Regions from separate parts of the Mus musculus genome. Here region 2 is linked to region 1. A link is a loop called in an ENCODE intact Hi-C map of the cell type or tissue named here. Cell type or tissue: left cerebral cortex. All regions are shown on one strand. Each heading gives the region's core, and the rest is flanking DNA. Links, peaks and the distances in the headings are about the cores only. Region 1 has its middle 20 kb from the start of Gm22114. Region 2 has its middle 30 kb from the start of Gm39699.

The links. Hi-C counts contacts between places; a loop is a spot of excess contacts. Peaks named below come from ENCODE experiments on the same cell type or tissue, not always from the same donor. Only the 100,000 strongest peaks of a DNase experiment are listed, where the experiment ranks them.
Region 2: it touches region 1 in a loop (2.8-fold over the local background); 4 of 42 quality-filtered maps call a loop at or near these places.

Annotation. Positions count from the first base shown.
Region 1 is chr1:169,815,046-169,823,385 of GRCm38, reverse strand. No RefSeq gene overlaps it. Among named protein-coding and RNA genes, the nearest start is that of Gm22114, 20 kb to the right of the region's middle. In left cerebral cortex, for the core only: no CTCF peak of the experiment used is centred there; DNase peaks (open chromatin) are centred at 1,784, 3,676, 4,555, 6,235 and 1 more place; H3K27ac peaks cover 4,175 bases.
Region 2 is chr1:169,891,716-169,900,055 of GRCm38, reverse strand. No RefSeq gene overlaps it. Among named protein-coding and RNA genes, the nearest start is that of Gm39699, 30 kb to the left of the region's middle. In left cerebral cortex, for the core only: no CTCF peak of the experiment used is centred there; DNase peaks (open chromatin) are centred at 1,231, 2,612, 3,547, 4,201 and 1 more place; H3K27ac peaks cover 4,309 bases.

The DNA of each region.
Region 1 (8,340 bases), core at 132-8,131:
CTTCTCAATGATAAAGAAACACAAGAACTAAAGGCAGAGACACAAGAACTGAAAGGCAGCAACCTCCGATGCATCGGAACAGAGATTTGCAGTAAAAGGTAAAAGACCGACTGGCAGTTCTTGAAGTCTTTTCAGAGTGATGGCTAGCTGGCTAGAAATGGTCCTTCTCATATATGGGGATGATTTTTCGCATGGGAATCTGTCCAGTGCAGAAAGAGAGAGGTGTGGACTCAGGGTGGAACAGGGAGTCAATGGACCAGGCCTTGCATGGGTTCTGCTTTGGATCAGTTATCTTAGGTGTGAGACAATCTCTAGGTGTGGCCTCTGTGCACCCCAGGGTAGCTATGAATACAGTCCAACATACTTGAGGTTGACAATATTTTGTCAAAAGTTTGGATGCTTCTGAATCATTGTTTCCTACTTTGTCAAGTGAGTAGGTCTGAGTGCATAGATTAAAATGCTCACATTCTTACATTACTATTATACTCAATTGATAGATATTATGAGGTATTACTTTTTAATTAAATTGTAAGTGTGATACTTTGAAATTCTGTTTTGGATCACTTATAAAACATGGATCATAATCCTGTCCCCACTCTCCATCCTTGAATTTTAGTAGCATCCTGTGAGAAAGGCTGGTAGTTTGTACTTGTATTTTTGCTCCTCCTTGTTACAAAGCCCTGGAGAGTCAAAACCAGGAAAATTGGATTTGAGCCCTAGTTTCTACTTGAAATGCCTCTAAACTATTGAGACAAATTATTTAAATTTCAGATTTCTTATTGTAAAATAACATTATACTAGCATGTATTCCACTGACCTGCAGATTCCAATCCAATTAGATAGGTATCAAACTAGATTGATGGTGGCTTTTTACTGGAGGGCAACACAGTATACTATAGGAAGAATGTTAATCATGGCTATGCCTGCGTCTTATTACATCAAACCCAGGTAAATCCTTCAGAATAAATCAGCCTACCGTCCTTATGGAGAACATTGATTATTTAAACAACTCTGCTAAAAATTAAAGAGTCTTGTAATGTATAGAGATGAGGCTCTTGCCTGAGTCTCAGAATTCCAAATCCAGCTAATGAGATGCGCTACGAACCCCATACGCTTCCCGAAGCGCCACAGCTCCACATAGCAATTGAACAGATGGTCTATAGAATCTTCTCTGACTCATTCCTGTGATGTAGAATTCTCCGGGTGGGTGACAGATCCCTTAGATAGTATAAGGAAATCTGGGAGTTTTTTTTTTCCACCAGGAAAGTACCCATCTGTATGAAAACAGATATAAAAACATACTTTTACATGTTGATAGACTTTCTTGTGATCTCCAAGCAACAGGAAACAATTAGAAAAATGAAGGAGTTGGCTGTCCCTGGAGGTCTTTTTGAGAATCCTGTGATTGTTAGCCTCTGGGCAATCACTGGCTCATTTTAACTAATACAGTACACACTGGGACATAGCCACTGTTCTAGCTCAGATTGGGTTTAAGCTTTAACAAAGTGGGGGAAATCTTGATTTTTATTATTTTGAGAGCCTGAAGCTGCCATGTGAAAATCAATCATGCTTTAGGACACCTTGAAGGGATGAGAAGGAGGGAGGAAGGAGGAGGAGGGAGGGGGATAGAGAGGAGAGGGAGGGAAGGAAGGAGGGAGGGAGGGAGGGAGGGAGGGAGGGAGGGAGGGAGCAAGCATAAGTTCTCGGGTTTGTTTTTGTTCTACCTCAATCTCTGCCTGTGAATGAGCTATCTCGGATAGTTCCAACCAATCAAAGACGACAGCCCTTGCAGTCTGTACATAGAGTAGGGCATGCCCAGCTAGAGACCAGGCCCATTGATAAAACTGTGAGAGATAATAAAACTGCCCTTGTGCTAAACTGCTAAGTTAGGGGATGATTTGTGACTGTAGGTATCAGAATCAAATCATTAGTAAAGAACTAGGAATTAATGACTTGTACTTATGGGATAAGGTGAGGCTTGGCTAGGTCATCTAGTGGTGACTGAGGGAAAAGGGGAGAGAGGAGAAAGGAGGACTGGCGAGCTCTTGCCAGGCTCTGGTAGTCACTAGATGTTATGTGTTCTCAGGCATCTGGAAGTGGAGAGAATACTATTTTCTACTTTGGGGTGAGGTACCAAGCATAGTCACAACACACACTCTTTCACACTGAATGATTGGCATGGGAAACACTGGTAACCAGCCACTGCTGCCTAAGCAGAGCTCTGTTCTGCAATTCCAGAGAGGGTGGGCAGAATCTGGACCCTCCCTAAACCCCCTGTTAGTCCCATTTTTAAACTTCCAATGATCAGAAAAAGACATTTTAGCTTTCTGAAAATGAAAAGGCTGAAAATTACACTGTGGAGTAATTCACACTAACTTATAGATTGTGACAATAGGACTCTTTAAGGAATGGTGTGAAGATAGACAGGTCAAAGGTCATCTGGTCTTCTCAGTTTTCAAGTGAACATTTGCCAGGTGCTTTCATAGGGTGATAGAGAACACCACAAATAGACATGAAGGCTGGTCATTTTCACCTGAATGAGGCCAGCAAATGTTCTTAGAGCAGCAGTAAAGGCTCATTAAGAAAACACGTGGTCAAGAGAATAGAATCTCTGGTGTTGATGGACTCCTAATCTTCCAGTTGGGTCAGGTTACTCACATAGTCAAGAGTCAACCCCTAGGAAGGCGGCTCACTTTCAGCCTTGTTAAAGAGATATGTGGAATAGTTTCTCCTTCAATTAGTTACTGTCCTAATCCTTCTCAGAATTCCTGTCCCCCTCAGTGCAATTTGAGGTCAGAAAAAGTTTAATGTCTGGGAGTGCCATAAAACAAGAAGATCTCTTATGAAATTTCTCATACCCTTCTCAGTTCCTGCTTTTAAGAAGTCCCATGGGGTGATGGGAAGATTCTGCCTCTCAGGCATGGTAGGATCTGGTTCTGGGTCTACTACCAAGACCCATCTGTACATTGGGCAAAGTTCCTTCACTTCTTTGGACTTCAGTCAAGATTTCAGCCATTTTTTCTATCAAATTAAGACATTTCACTAGTGTAGCGCTTCCCAAAATCAGTGCACAGCTAGACCATCTGAGAATGGTGGGTTATAAATCATCAAGTCTGGGTCTGGGTCTGGGCGTCTATATATAACAAGCTCTTAGGTCGCATCAATGCTGCAGGTATGTGGCTCACATTTTTGAGTAGCAAAGACCAGCTGATCCCAAGGACACATTTCAAGTCTGTGGCCTGATTCCACTGGGCTTTTGAATCTTGAAATTATGAAATCACCAACCCCACACCACCTATCTTTTTTTCTAAAACCTGGTAGAATATCCAGCGATTGTCTAGCAACTCTCAAGTTTTCTAACAGATCCTCTGAACCCAAGGAGATTCGCGGCTCAGAGTTTTTACCTTCACGGGTCCTAAGATTTGTGTCTGGTGACAGACAACATTTAGATTCTATTCCAGGCAATGAAATGAGACCTTGCAAAGAGAATCTTACCTCAAAAACAATGATGACAAATTTGTCCTTTGACAAAGCAGCTTAGTTGAGCAACACCCAACACTGCTGGTTATTCTCTTAGCAATTTGACTGCAAATGACTTTTGACACCCATTTGCTAACACTAGCCTAATGCAGACATATGGGAGAGCACTGGAGTCTCAAGCTGCTGCCCTTTGAGATGACAGCAATTATGATTACATTTCCAGGAACCCCTTTCTCAGTTCCCATAGCAACTCAGCTCAAATTAGCTTTACCGGACACTGAACAAATTTGGTTTGGAGAGGGAGAGAGTGCTGAGACTGATCACTGGGGAAAATAACTAGTTGTCTGTGGTCTGCCATTTCACGTCGACTTTTATCCTACTCATTGTATATGCAAGTCATGAGTATGTGTGAGGGCCATGACACCACTCCTTAGTTCAGGCCGTTCGCATTTATTTCTGTAAAATTACACATCCTGTATTCTATAGTCAGTTGAAAGCAGGTGTGCAGGGTCCTGATTTTGAGACATTGGTCCAACTTATTTACACTCTTGACAGAGTAGATGTTATATAATGAAGTTTTTCACCAGATGCAGTGAATGGTAACCTTGTGTGTTAGCCTGAAGGTCACTCCCAGTCAGGCGATGGAAGGTGCAGTGGATCAGAGACAGAATGCTAACACAAGATTTCATGTGCTAGAAAGTGGGTCCACCAGCATGGTGGTGGGATCTTTGAAACAGTAAGGCCTAGTGGGAGATGGTTAGACTATTAAAAGCATTAGCACTCATAAGGGATCAATGCTGTGTTGCATTGAATGAGTCGGTTTTGGTAAAACCGAATTGTGTTATGGAAAGATGGGGGCTGGCTCCTCTTTACTCTCTGGTTTCCTGTCCAATCATGCCTCTTTCTGTCCTTTGTATTTGTTGTCATTCTAGCAAACTGTGATGCAGCCAAAAAGGTCATGGCAAAAGGGTGGAGTGGTCCAATCCTAGGTATCTGGTTTCCAAGCCTGTGAGCTAAACAAACCTTTTTTAGTTCTGTAAGTACCCATTTTCAGACATTTTGTTATAGTGACAGGAAATGGGCTAACACATGTGTCAGAATCCCCCAGATTTGTTCCCACTTAACCTGATGGTGAGAAAGCAGCTGCAATGTGTTGGTTTAGGCAGAATACAAATATCTCTCCCTTACCCTGTAACTAATCTACTCTGCGTGTTTTTCCTTTCATTTCTTTACTGTTTAAAGGATCTACTGTTCGAGAAATATCTTCATTATGGGTATAAATTCTCCTACAAAGGAATGATATGATGCATTAAAAATAGCTACAGACTACAAGCCAGAAGAGCTTTAATTAACATTAATTAATATTAATTAATTAATTTTATGTCTGGGGAGCTGTGACATCTTTGTGGAATCACTTCTCTCTAGGTGTTCTAGAAGATGGACGATGGGACCGCGTCTTGGTAGAATGTGTACGAATGGCTGACAATGTCCCTGAATACAGGGAAATCAATACAGAGCTAATACATTTGTGAAGTCCAGGAGTACATATTCTTTGACGTTCTGCTTTTATTTTATTTTATTTTATTTTATTTTATTTTCCAGATAGTGTCTTCCTATGGCCTTGAACTCATGATTCTCCCGCCTCAGCTTCTACTGTGTTGGAATCACAGGCATTCACCCCTATGTCCAGCTTTGTTCACTTTTATAACCAAATAAATTCAGAAAGAGTCCATGTCACCTCTTCTTTAGAGCACTCTCTGTTTTCAGGTGAATAATATTGCCCTTCCTCTAACTTTAATTTTTCTCTGTATTTTCAAGTGATAGCATTTCTATGCAACTCAGTAGAAGGGGGACTAACAGTATCTGGAGACTAGACCAAAATGGCCTGTTGCGTTTAGATGTATGGGAAACAGTCACTCAGTGTGGGCAGGGCAAGGCTTGTTAAACACTGCAGGTGCCCTCCTTGGACTTCACAGATCAGAATATGTGACTCTTTTTGTTTCATTCCCAGTCAAGCATGGGCCTAGGAGAAGCTATTTAATTTTCCATCACCACCACTGCCACAAAACAAAACAAAACAAAACAATAAACAAACAAACAAACAAACCCAAACCAAAAAAAGTCAGATGTGTGGCAACCTCTGGAGACATAATTTTGTTGTTTCCCTATGTTTTGGGTCTATGATTAACATAGACACAGAGCTAGAGAGATTTTTAACATGGAGCTCAGTCAGTTTAAAAACCAAAATGATTGTTTTACAAGTTCAGTCATAGAATAACAGGATTCATATAAACTCTGATATCTGCAGTTCTTCCCATTTTTATGTACATCACTAGGTGTAGCCCAGTGGAAAAACCCCACCCTTCCTTGCTTCTCTGTTCACAGATATGGTAGGGAGGGGCCACTGAGACAGGCATCATTCTTCATTTGGTCTCCATCTCAGCCTTTCAAGGCTCTGCTTTTCACTTTAGCCTCAAGGGAATTTAGGATACTCAAAAAACTAGGTCACAAATTGCTTCCATCTCTTAGAAGCAAGTAGCAAAATGACATTGTTGTTCTCTCTGCTCCTCTTATCCGGAGATAACAGTGAATGTGTGCTACTTCAGAAGAGTAATTATGAATGTGTGAAAATCTACCATGATTCAATGCTGCTGCATATCAGTCAAAAACCCTTTAGTAGACTTGAAGCTTGCTGCAAACCTAGAGCCAGAAACTTCAAGAGATGGAAAGCAAACGGATAATGAAATTTCATCCTAGTCATCCTGTGAGTCAGAGACAAATAGGCTTGCAGCAGGAGGGAGAGAGCCGAGTGCCTACTGGCTTGCCTCAGGCAAAGAAAAAAATGATGCTCTTTAGTAGCTGCGAGCCTAGGAGGGGTTCCTTCAGCTCACTTTCCTTCCCTGAATTCACATCAGTACCATCCCCACGACAGTGAGCTTCCACAGGTGTCCTGCTGGTGCGACAAACTGTGTGCCTGGTAACCATTGATATTTTTGATGCACCTCAGTTTCTTGCCCTACATACAGAGTCTTGATTTAAGAAGGATATCACTGATATATAAAGGGGGAAGAAGGAAGAGAATGGTAGAGTGTCTTACCTGCCTTGTTTCCTCCCACCATCTTTTTTACTCCTTTATAACAAAACTGTATCCTTTGAACTGACTGAGCACAGATAGCGCAGGCATGGCCCCCAGCCATGCTCCCAGTGACAGCCATCTCTAACTACCTCTGGATAACTCTGTTCATGTGACTGAAGGCAGTTTAGGAGGTCAGGTGGTTTGTGCTGCCATGCCTAGTGGTAAGGTCCTCAGCTATCCTAACTCCTATTCCCAGCCAGGGAGCAGAGTGCAGCTCATCTGGCAGAGATGCTGCCACAGTATCTGGCTTTGATAAGTCTAATGGGTAAGTGGAGCACTGATAAAGAGCCGCCTAGCATTTTGGGATATTTTGAGAGTACTCCACGTGAAGGGAAAGGTCAGGAAGACAGATGGCAGGTGACTTAGCCACTTGGACATGGAAGTTTTTAAACAACCTCAACCCAGAGTCCAAGGGATAAGGGAAGAGATTGAGATCAGTTTTTTTTTGCCTTTGTAGGGCACATTTGGGGCCAGTGGTGTCCTTGATACAATAATAGCTGCTCATTTAAGACAGTTTCACAAAGCCATCGGCAAATCCAGCATCCCGTAGGAGTGGTAAGTGATATGCTGCCCTCTTTCATCCTACAGTACCACCAGGGCCATCCACACTGGTGGAAAGAACAAGAGGGTTGGGAGGAGTTTGGAAACAACACTCCACAGGGACAGCACATGGTCCTCAGCCTTTTCTAGAAAGCCACTCTGGTTTGAAATCTCCCAAGTCAATGTACATTAATATCTAATGGAAGGCAATCATGGGAGAGAGCTGAGGAAGTTCCCCGGCTAAATGCAGTCATTATCTAGATACCTCTATGAAACCATCTAAAATGTATGGAGGACTCAATGAACGATAAAGTCCATATCCGTTCTAATACCCAGGTGAGTCTAAATACTCTCATTATCACACAGAATTTAACCCATCAAAAGAAACTAGCACATCTTTGCGATGGATTCTTTTTTTTCTCTCTCTCAAAGGATGGTAAAGTTATATAGAATCTTATGCTGGAAATGGGTATCAGGAAGAAAATGGGGGACAATGTAGAAGAAAGCTAGACTTCAATGACTAAGCTATCTTTCTAGCCTTGGGAATACAAATAGATCTCTGGATCAAAAAGGCAAGAGGAAGTCTTATCACCACCATCATCATCATCATCAACAACAACAACACCACCATCAGTTTTCCAATTGTGTTAGAGACTGCTAGAAGAAGGCACAGGTGTGTTCTGGGTTAGAACACTTCCCTCTGGCCACCAGCATCTTTCCCACAGCTCTTTCCTTACATAATGATTCTTGTTCTCCAGTCTCCAGTCTAAAGTCTACTCTCAAGGTCTTCCTGCACAGATGCAACTGTAAACTAAAGTGTACACAGTAAATGGACACCCCACAGTGAGCGCTTCATTCCTAGTAACTCACTGAAGGGGTAGATCTATATTTGCATGTGGGTGTTTCCCCAGAAGAACCCCTCCTAAACTCCAGCCATCCCCTCCTATTCCCATCTTGCCCTTGGTAAGTAGGTGCCTGTCCAATGTGAAGATGCAATGTCCATCAAGGATTGCAGTGCTTGGCTCAGTGCTCTTAGGAGGGGAATTTTTGAGATTTTTTCCCCCTTTAAATGTGTTTACATCTTTGGCACCTTCCATACTAAAAGGAAAATTGGAGGCTATACATTTCCCAAAAGGCTGGTGATGTTCTTTTTAATCTTGCTAAATGTGTGTTTGAAGGAGACA
Region 2 (8,340 bases), core at 328-8,327, 76 kb before region 1:
CACTTTCTGATGGAAAGCTAGTTTCCTTTCTGCAGACCCCAGAATTCCAAAAGAACCAGTTTGCTCCCCGTTTCCAGCGTCTGGGGAAGATGCCATTCATTGGCTCCCAGATGCTTTTCTTTATGTCCAAGACAGAAAAATCCTGGTCAACCTTCCTCACATTGCATTAACTTACTCAGGACATGAGAAGAGGCTCTGATTATGGAGGACTGAGTGTGCTCACTGGGTGAAAGATCTCATCTGGAAGAGTAGGTACATAGAAGGGATTAGAAAATGTGTCCAACGTTACTGAAACAGGAGGTGGATCAGGTGTCATTCCAACCACCTTGTATCTTAATTCCACCCAGATTTCTAGTTAAATCCGTGAGATTCACAATCTAGTTGTAAAATGTAAATAACAACCCGATGCTCTTGGAATATGAAGAAAGAAAGAAACAAAAGACAAGAAAGTATTTTATAACTTACAATGTACCTAACCAGTAAGAACAGGTAATGTTTTCGAGTGCAGAACAGCATCAGCTCATTTCGTCCCATAAGGTAAGACGGTTATTGCACTCACTTGTCAGTTCAGGGTGTGCTGTATTTTCTCAGCTTCATAGCTTCCAGGTGATTGATGGAGCCAGGCTATTTACCGACTCGGTTCGTAACCAGAGCCTGCTGTATCTCAGTATCAGTGGAAGATAGTTTTCACCAATCATCAGTTTACGTTGTGGGCTTATGTTCATTTACCAGTCACAGCATAACAGGGTATCACAATCTCCGTGGTTTCACAGATGAATGTATTTTCTCACAGTTCTCAGAGTTCAGAGAGAGATCAAGGTTGGCAAGGCCATCCCTTCTGAAGGCTGTGAGGAAGAGCAGACTCCCTGGGGATCTCTCCTGGTGTCTGGTGGGTCACTGTCAATCTTTAGGGTCCTCGGTTTGTGGAATTGTCATTTCTATTGTTTCCTTCATTGTCACATCTCTCTCTCTCTCTCTCTCTCTCTCTCTCAGTTCCCTTTTAAAACATGATGCCAGTCACTGCTGCAGTTTGACCTCATCTTAGTCACACCAGCATCGAGCCTATTTGCATCATTTTCTAGGATGCCGGGTGTTAGGACTTAAAGGTATGAATTTTAGAAAGATGCATTGTAACTCACAGCGGAGGACATCAGGAGACAACTGTCAAAATAATCTTGCTGCTTTTTTTTTTAAATCAACTTGCAAAATGAGCAAATTCTTAACAGATGGTGCTGATGAAAATACCTCCTTCATCCAGCCCCGAAACAAGTCGGTGGATGCTGAGATGGTCACCTAAATTTTTTTCAACACCGACGTGTTAGTGGGTTTGGTGCCTGGAGAAACTGCTGATGGGGTGAGGTTTGTGTACACACTGAATGCTCAGAGGCATAAATGTGATTGACATGTTTTTAATCCTTTCTCCTTATCACTGTTTGCTCTGGTCAGTACTGTCCCTGAAATAAAGTTTGTTCTTTACATAACGTCTCATTATGTAAAGTCAGAGCAATCTTTTTAAATGAAGTTTTTTCTTCTGCTTTGTGAACAGAGCAGAGACTGGATGGCTGTAGCCTGTGGTCCCAGGTGAGACATGAGTTAACTTAGCATTCAGAGTGGTTGTCTGGGGCCCTAAAGACAGGTGAGCCTGACGTCTTTCTGACCCATTTGTTTCTCTTGGTGCTTCCAGCTTTCTACTCTGAGCAGGGAGCCCATCCAGACCAATACTTTTTGTAAATGATAATCTTTAATTTTTGGGACTTCATACACAGAAAGTTAGACAACCCTAGTTTATGACAAACTACTATCTTCATATTGTGCAAGGGTCCTGTGATGGCTAGTATTAATTGCCAACTTGGCCAGTTCTAGAATCATCTACATGACAAGTCTCTGGGCATGCCTGGGAAGAAGTGACTGGACAGGTTTAATTGAATCTGGGATGCATTTGGCACCATTCCACCAGCTGGGTCCAGAAATGTATAAAAGGAGAAAAGCAACTGAGCACCAGCATTCATGTCCTCTCCTGCTCTAACTGCATGTACAGTGTGACCAGGGGCCCCATGCCACCCTGTCTTCCCTGTCTCATAGACTACACTTCTTCCTTTAAAATGCATTTCTCGGGTATTTTGTTGTAATAATGAAAAAAGTAACAAATATAGACCCTTAGTTTATTTCCTTTTATATTAATTATCTGTTTCCCCCTCAAACAACTACTGTGGCATGTCTGTAGATTGTTGGACTATAGTATGCTTACTCATATATTTAATTTACAAAGACTTTGTTTGCTTATGATCCCTTCAAAATTTTTTTCAGAGGCCATTTGTTGGAGGATTAACCTAAAGTGGCTTATTGTCTTCTATCAGATGCAGAAATTCTAGACATTAATTGGGCCCACTTCCCTTTTCAGAAGAGAGTGGACAGACATGATCAATCCAAGGCTATGTTGTCAGTTTGACATACAATCAATGCGAAATTATTGAGATTATTTTATGTTTCTCTTCTCCTCCAAAGTCTTTAAAACCTAGTGTGTTATTTTATATTTGGAACAGATATTTGCTAGGATGTACTCAGCTCAGCTGGCTGTGATCCACACATGCAGTAAGTAGCTTCTAACTGGGTTGCATCCACAGAGCAATGAGGTAAAAGGAGGCCCTAGGTAGACCCACTAGGGTGTGAGATATTCAAATGCTACACCATTTCAGTCAAGCTATGTCAATAACCCTTTTGTCAGAAACAAAGCATCCATCCCTTTGGTATCCCTGGCCTTCAGAAGGATTTCCTTCTGAGAGGAGAGCTGTTGAGGCTGACAGGAGTGAGCCTTCATTTCAGAGTTACTGGTCTTACTTCTCTCAACTTAAAGTTTACTCTCTCTCTCTCTCTCTCTCTCTCTCTCTCTCTCTCTCTCTCTCTCTCTCTGTGTGTGTGTGTGTGTGTGTGTGAGAGAGAGAGAGAGAGAGAGAGAGAGAGAGAATAATTCTCAGGGTCTGCTTTTCTATTTCTACTGTGCATTCTGCAAGTGACTTTATCCACTGAACATCTTGCCAGCCACAAATGATGAATCGTTAAGCCCTGAATGTGCATGGAACTTCAGGTTATGGGCCATCACCAAAGGCAAGTCAGCGAGCTTGAGGCAGGTGATCACTCCAAACCCACAGTCAATGCACCATCCTGCCTGCCCATTTTTATGTCCCCAAATCATGAGATGGCCGTATGTACATGCCTAGCCTTAAACCCCAATAAACAATAATTCCTGTTCAATATTTTATTTTGGGATACATTATTTATTTCTTGGAACAAAGGATTCGATAAACAAGATCCCTGGGCAGTATTAGTCATCTGAGAAATGTCAGTAGAACACCTCCAGTGTGCTCAGCATAGTGCCAAGCACGGGGATGATACATCAGTGAGCAGAACACACTGTGTAAGCTGAGCCCCGATAATCAGCAGAGAGCCCCGGGAAGCAGGCCATAACAGTATCTTCAGGCTTGCTTCCCCAGAATTGTAAACAAGGTTTTGTATCAGGCAAGGATCTGGGAGAGAGAGGCAGCAGGATTCTCTCACGGCACTATCCCAGAGTTCTAAATGGGGAACGCAGTGCGGTATGAAGCTGTGGCTGGAAGCTACACAGGTGGATCCTCTTCAGAGTGTCATTATGAAGTCACTTAAACTACTTTTTATTTTAAAATGGGAAGGAAGGGATGGGGTAGTTGGTTCAGTTGGTAAAGTGGCTGTCATGCAAATAGGAGGACCTGTGTTTGAACCCCAGGACCTACAAAATTGTGAGATATTGTGGTACTCATCTGTAACTTCTATAATCCCAGGACTGGGGGAGCAGAGACAAGTGGATCCCTGGAGTTCATTGTCTTTCCAGCCTAGTCAAACCAGAGACTCTGTCTCAGTAAGTAAGGTGGAGAGTGGTGGAGAAAGATACCTATCTCTGGTGTAGGAACACACAGAAGGTAGGGTGCTGGGGATGGGAGGAGGGGCAGGGAGGGAAAGGGATGGAGACGTAGGGAGAGGAAGGGAGTAAGGGGAAAGAGAAGAAAAGAATCAACTTTATCATAAAGATAAACACAGAGATATTATGAAGATACATAACATTTTACAATAAAATGGAATGCCAAAGAAAATTCTCAGTTGTGGCAAATGAACTGGGCCAAATGCCAAGGCTATTTTGAGCCATGTTATGTTTTAAAATGATCTCTTGATGGGAAATCCTGGAGGGGAGTATGTGAAAGTATTGAAGTTTTACTCTTTCTCCAATATATAAAATTGCTTTATATTCTGATGTCACACAAGCTGTTTCTTATTTCCTCTGAGAGCTGAGCTGCATATATGCCAGATTTAGAGAAGGGTATTATATAGCTGATAGCATAGGTCTAAGATGAGACTCTGCAAACTTCAAATCTGTCTGAATATATGTATATAACATAGGGTCTTGCTACATAGCCTAAAATGACCTTGAACTCACTACTCTGCCTCCCGAGTGCTGAGATTATAGGCGTGTGTCACCATGTATGTTCTGCCTGCATTTATAATTCAAGGCTGTAGAATTTTATTCAGTCCCATTCATTGTTTTTTTTCCCCAACATAAAAAGACATTACTTAAAACCTTTGAGAAAAATGAGGAACTATGTTCAATCAAGACAAGGCCATCTGCAAGAAACAGGACACCTACGTGCTTCCGTATTTGGTAATGCCTACCGTTGTAGACCTCTGCTCCCAGAAAGCCAGACTCTCATCAGCCTTGTGGAGAAACGCACTCCCGTGCTTGAATTAAAGTTCAAATGTTGGCAAGCAAATATTGAATTCAGTACAATGATCTACTTTTCTTTCTTTTCTCTTTCTTTCTTTCTTTCTTTCTTTCTTTCTTTCTTTCTTTCTTTCTTTCTTTCTTTCTTTCTTTCTTTCTTTCTTTCTTTCTTTCTTTCTTCCTCTCTCTCTCTCTCTCTCTCTCTCTCTCTCTCTCTCTCTTTCTCTCCTTTTTGTTTTTTCTTTTTTTAGAGTTTGTTCAATTAGAGGTTGAGTCAGCCTTGGATCTAGATGGAATGTCTACCAACCTGAACAGATGAGCAACTGCAGTGACTCATCTTTGTATTATAAATGGCAAAGGTCTCACTACATATTATTGTATTTGGTCCACCACAAAATCCTGTGTGGCAGAGGTTGATTGATCTATATTTTCCTATTTATATTGCTTTATGTTTCCTCACAGTAATGTAAACTACTTTGTTTGGATAGCGTTTCAGATTAATGGCACCTCTACACACCAGAGTTGTAGCTGTGCACATTAATGCTGACATACACACATAAGAAAACAATGTGTGCAGCCTCTGAAGGTTGCCTTGTAATTTCTTTTGTCTTAGGGTTTCTATTGCTGTGAAAAGACACTATGACCAGGGCAACACTTCTTTTTTTAAATTAATTATTTTGTTTATTTACATTCCAAATGTTGATCCCCTCCAGGTACCCCCTCCCAGAATTCTTCACCTTATACCCCTCCCCTTCGCCTCTGAGAGGGTGCCCAGGACATCTCACTTCCCTGGAGCATCAAGTCTCTACAGGATTAAGCACATCATCTCCCACTGGGGCGAGACAAGGCAGATGGTCTTCTGCTACATACGTGCTGGCAACTGTTATATAGGAAACACTTAACTGGGGCTGGCTTACAGCTCAAGGGGTTAGTCCATAATTGTCATGGTGGGAAGCATGGCAGAGGGCAGGCAAATAGGGTACTGCAGAGGGGCTGAGAGTTTTACATTTGGATTCTCAGGCATCAGGAAGAGAGAATGATACATTGGGCCTGGCTTAAACATCTGAAACCTCCAAGCCTACCCTCAACGGCACACTTCCTCAATCAAGGCCACACCCACTCCAACAAGGTCACAACCACTCCAACAAGGTCACACCCACTCTAACAAAGCCACACCCACTCTGACAAGGCTACACCTGCTAATAGTGCTGCTCCCTATGAGCCTATGTGGGCCATTTTTATTCAAACCACCACAGCGATCCACTATGAGTTAGATGTATGTTGTTTCATTTTCACCTCTCATGAGTCCCCCAAATTTACATCTGGAGAATATGCCTTATTTGATTTAAATTTCTTTACATTGTTTGAAACTTTTGTTTCATAGGCTAACTAACTCACGGCCAGTGTGGATGATGTTCTGCATACACCTGAGAAGGCTACATGGTCTGTTGCTATTGGGAGGAGCTATTGGCTTTATGGATGTGCACTCGTCTTGCTGGTTTACATACATGTTAAAACCTACTTCTCTGTTGGTCTTCTGCTGGGTTATAGCTGTTAAATAGTTATTGTGTGCAGTCATCTATTTTACCTTTTGGTTCAGGCAAATTTTGCTCTACATTTTGGATTTCTTTTTAGAAACTTTTGGCACATATTATCTCTTGATAAAAGGTGTGCTAGTGATGTAAATGAATGCTAGTTGGGGTTTGTATTAACTTCTTGGAGCAGGGTTCATCCTGAATTATCAGAATGACAGGACTATGACTTGTTCTACTGAGGTGTTTTAGGGTTCTCTAGAGTCACAGAATGTATGGAAAGTATCTATATATTAAGGGAGTTTATTGTGATGACTTACAGTCTGTAGTCCAATTAACCCAACAATGGTCAGCTGTGAACGGGAAGTCCAAGAATCTAGTAGTTGTTCAGACCTCCCACAAGACTAGTTCTTTAAGTTGATCTTCTGAGAAGTAGGTTCCAACAGATGTGTTGGTAAGTGAATGAAAGCAGTCAAAGAAGAGTGAATCTTCCTTCTTCCAATGTAGGAGGTGTGGCCCAGATTATAAGTGTGTACCACCATACCTGGATCTGGAACTTGCTTTGTTCCAGGTTGACCTTGAACTCAGAGATCTGCTTGCCTCAATCTGCCGGGATTAAAGGTATGTACTAGCTTGCTTGGTCCTAAGCTTCTCATGGCCACTATGCCTTAAGATCTCTGTGTTAAGATCCATGTCAGAAACCTGTGCCTTCAAGATCTGGATCACAGGTGTGCCCTCCATTTCTGGATTGTAGTTCATTCCAGATACAGTTGAGTTGGCAACCAGGAATGGTCATCACATGAGGTGACTCCTACAGTCAGGCTCTTAGTTTTGGGATGAGGATTGGATATTAAAAAAAAAACAAGTGCTGATTAGAAACAGAGATTTCAGCCATATACCTCAAACCCAGGCAGGAGGGAGGTCTGTTGATCACCAATGGCCAGTGACTTAATCATGCCTGTGGACTGAGAATTCCATAAAAACTCTAAAGATGGACTGTATCACAGCGCTAGGACAATGTTGTGCTCAGAGTGCATGGGGAATCTGTGCCACCCTCTCTCTATTTTGTTTGCCTTCTGATCAGGTGGTTTAGAACTCCATCTTTCTGTGATTTTTACCCTGAAAACTGTTGAAACTGGAGAGTGGATATTATAGGAACATGCACATTTATAGCCTGTTTAGAAGGAAATTTGGTTAACTGAGGGATCTTATACTTGCAGTGGCACCTGGGATGAAGGTGTGTCTGAGCTCTTAACCTGTTGAGTTTGAAACTAAGCAGTCAGTATGGAATTGAATTGACTTGTAGGGCACCAAGTTAGTGTGGGGGAGGTTGTGAGGTGGTCTTGAAAGAAAATATCCTTGTGACAGGAACAAAAACTATCAAATGCTTTGTTTCTAGTAATACATTTTTCTTTAAAGTATATTTTGGTTTTGATTTGTTTAATAAACATTTTAAAATTGTTCAATATCAGTAACTATTGGGCAAATGTATATCAAAACTCCGTTAAGAACTCCAGTCAGAATGGTTATCATGGAGGAATCAAATGACAGCAAATGCTGGAGATGTGAGGAAAGAGGAATATTTACAACTCAATGTATGGGATTTTAAACTGGTATAGCCTCTGTGGAAATCAGTGTGCTGACCCCTCAACAATGTAGAGAGAGAACCACCATATGATCTAGCTCTAGCATTCCCAGGCATATATCCAAAGGACTCTATTTCTTGCTATAGAGATACTTTATCCTCCATGTTCACTGCAGACCTAGTCATGATAGCTAGGAAATAACATTAGTCTGGATGTCAATTGACCGATGAATGGATAATGAAAATGTACTACATATGCAAATGGAATGTCATTCATCTATAAAGAAAAATGAAATGATAAATTTTGAGAATAAATTGATAAAACTGAAAAAAAAAGTGTATTAAGTGAGGGTTACCAGGCACTAAAAATAAATGCCACATACTTTCTCTCATATGTGGATTCTAGTTTTGACTTTCTAATTGAGTGTGTTAAGTTTGAAATACCTGTAGAAGCCAGGAAACCAGAAAGAGGGCAT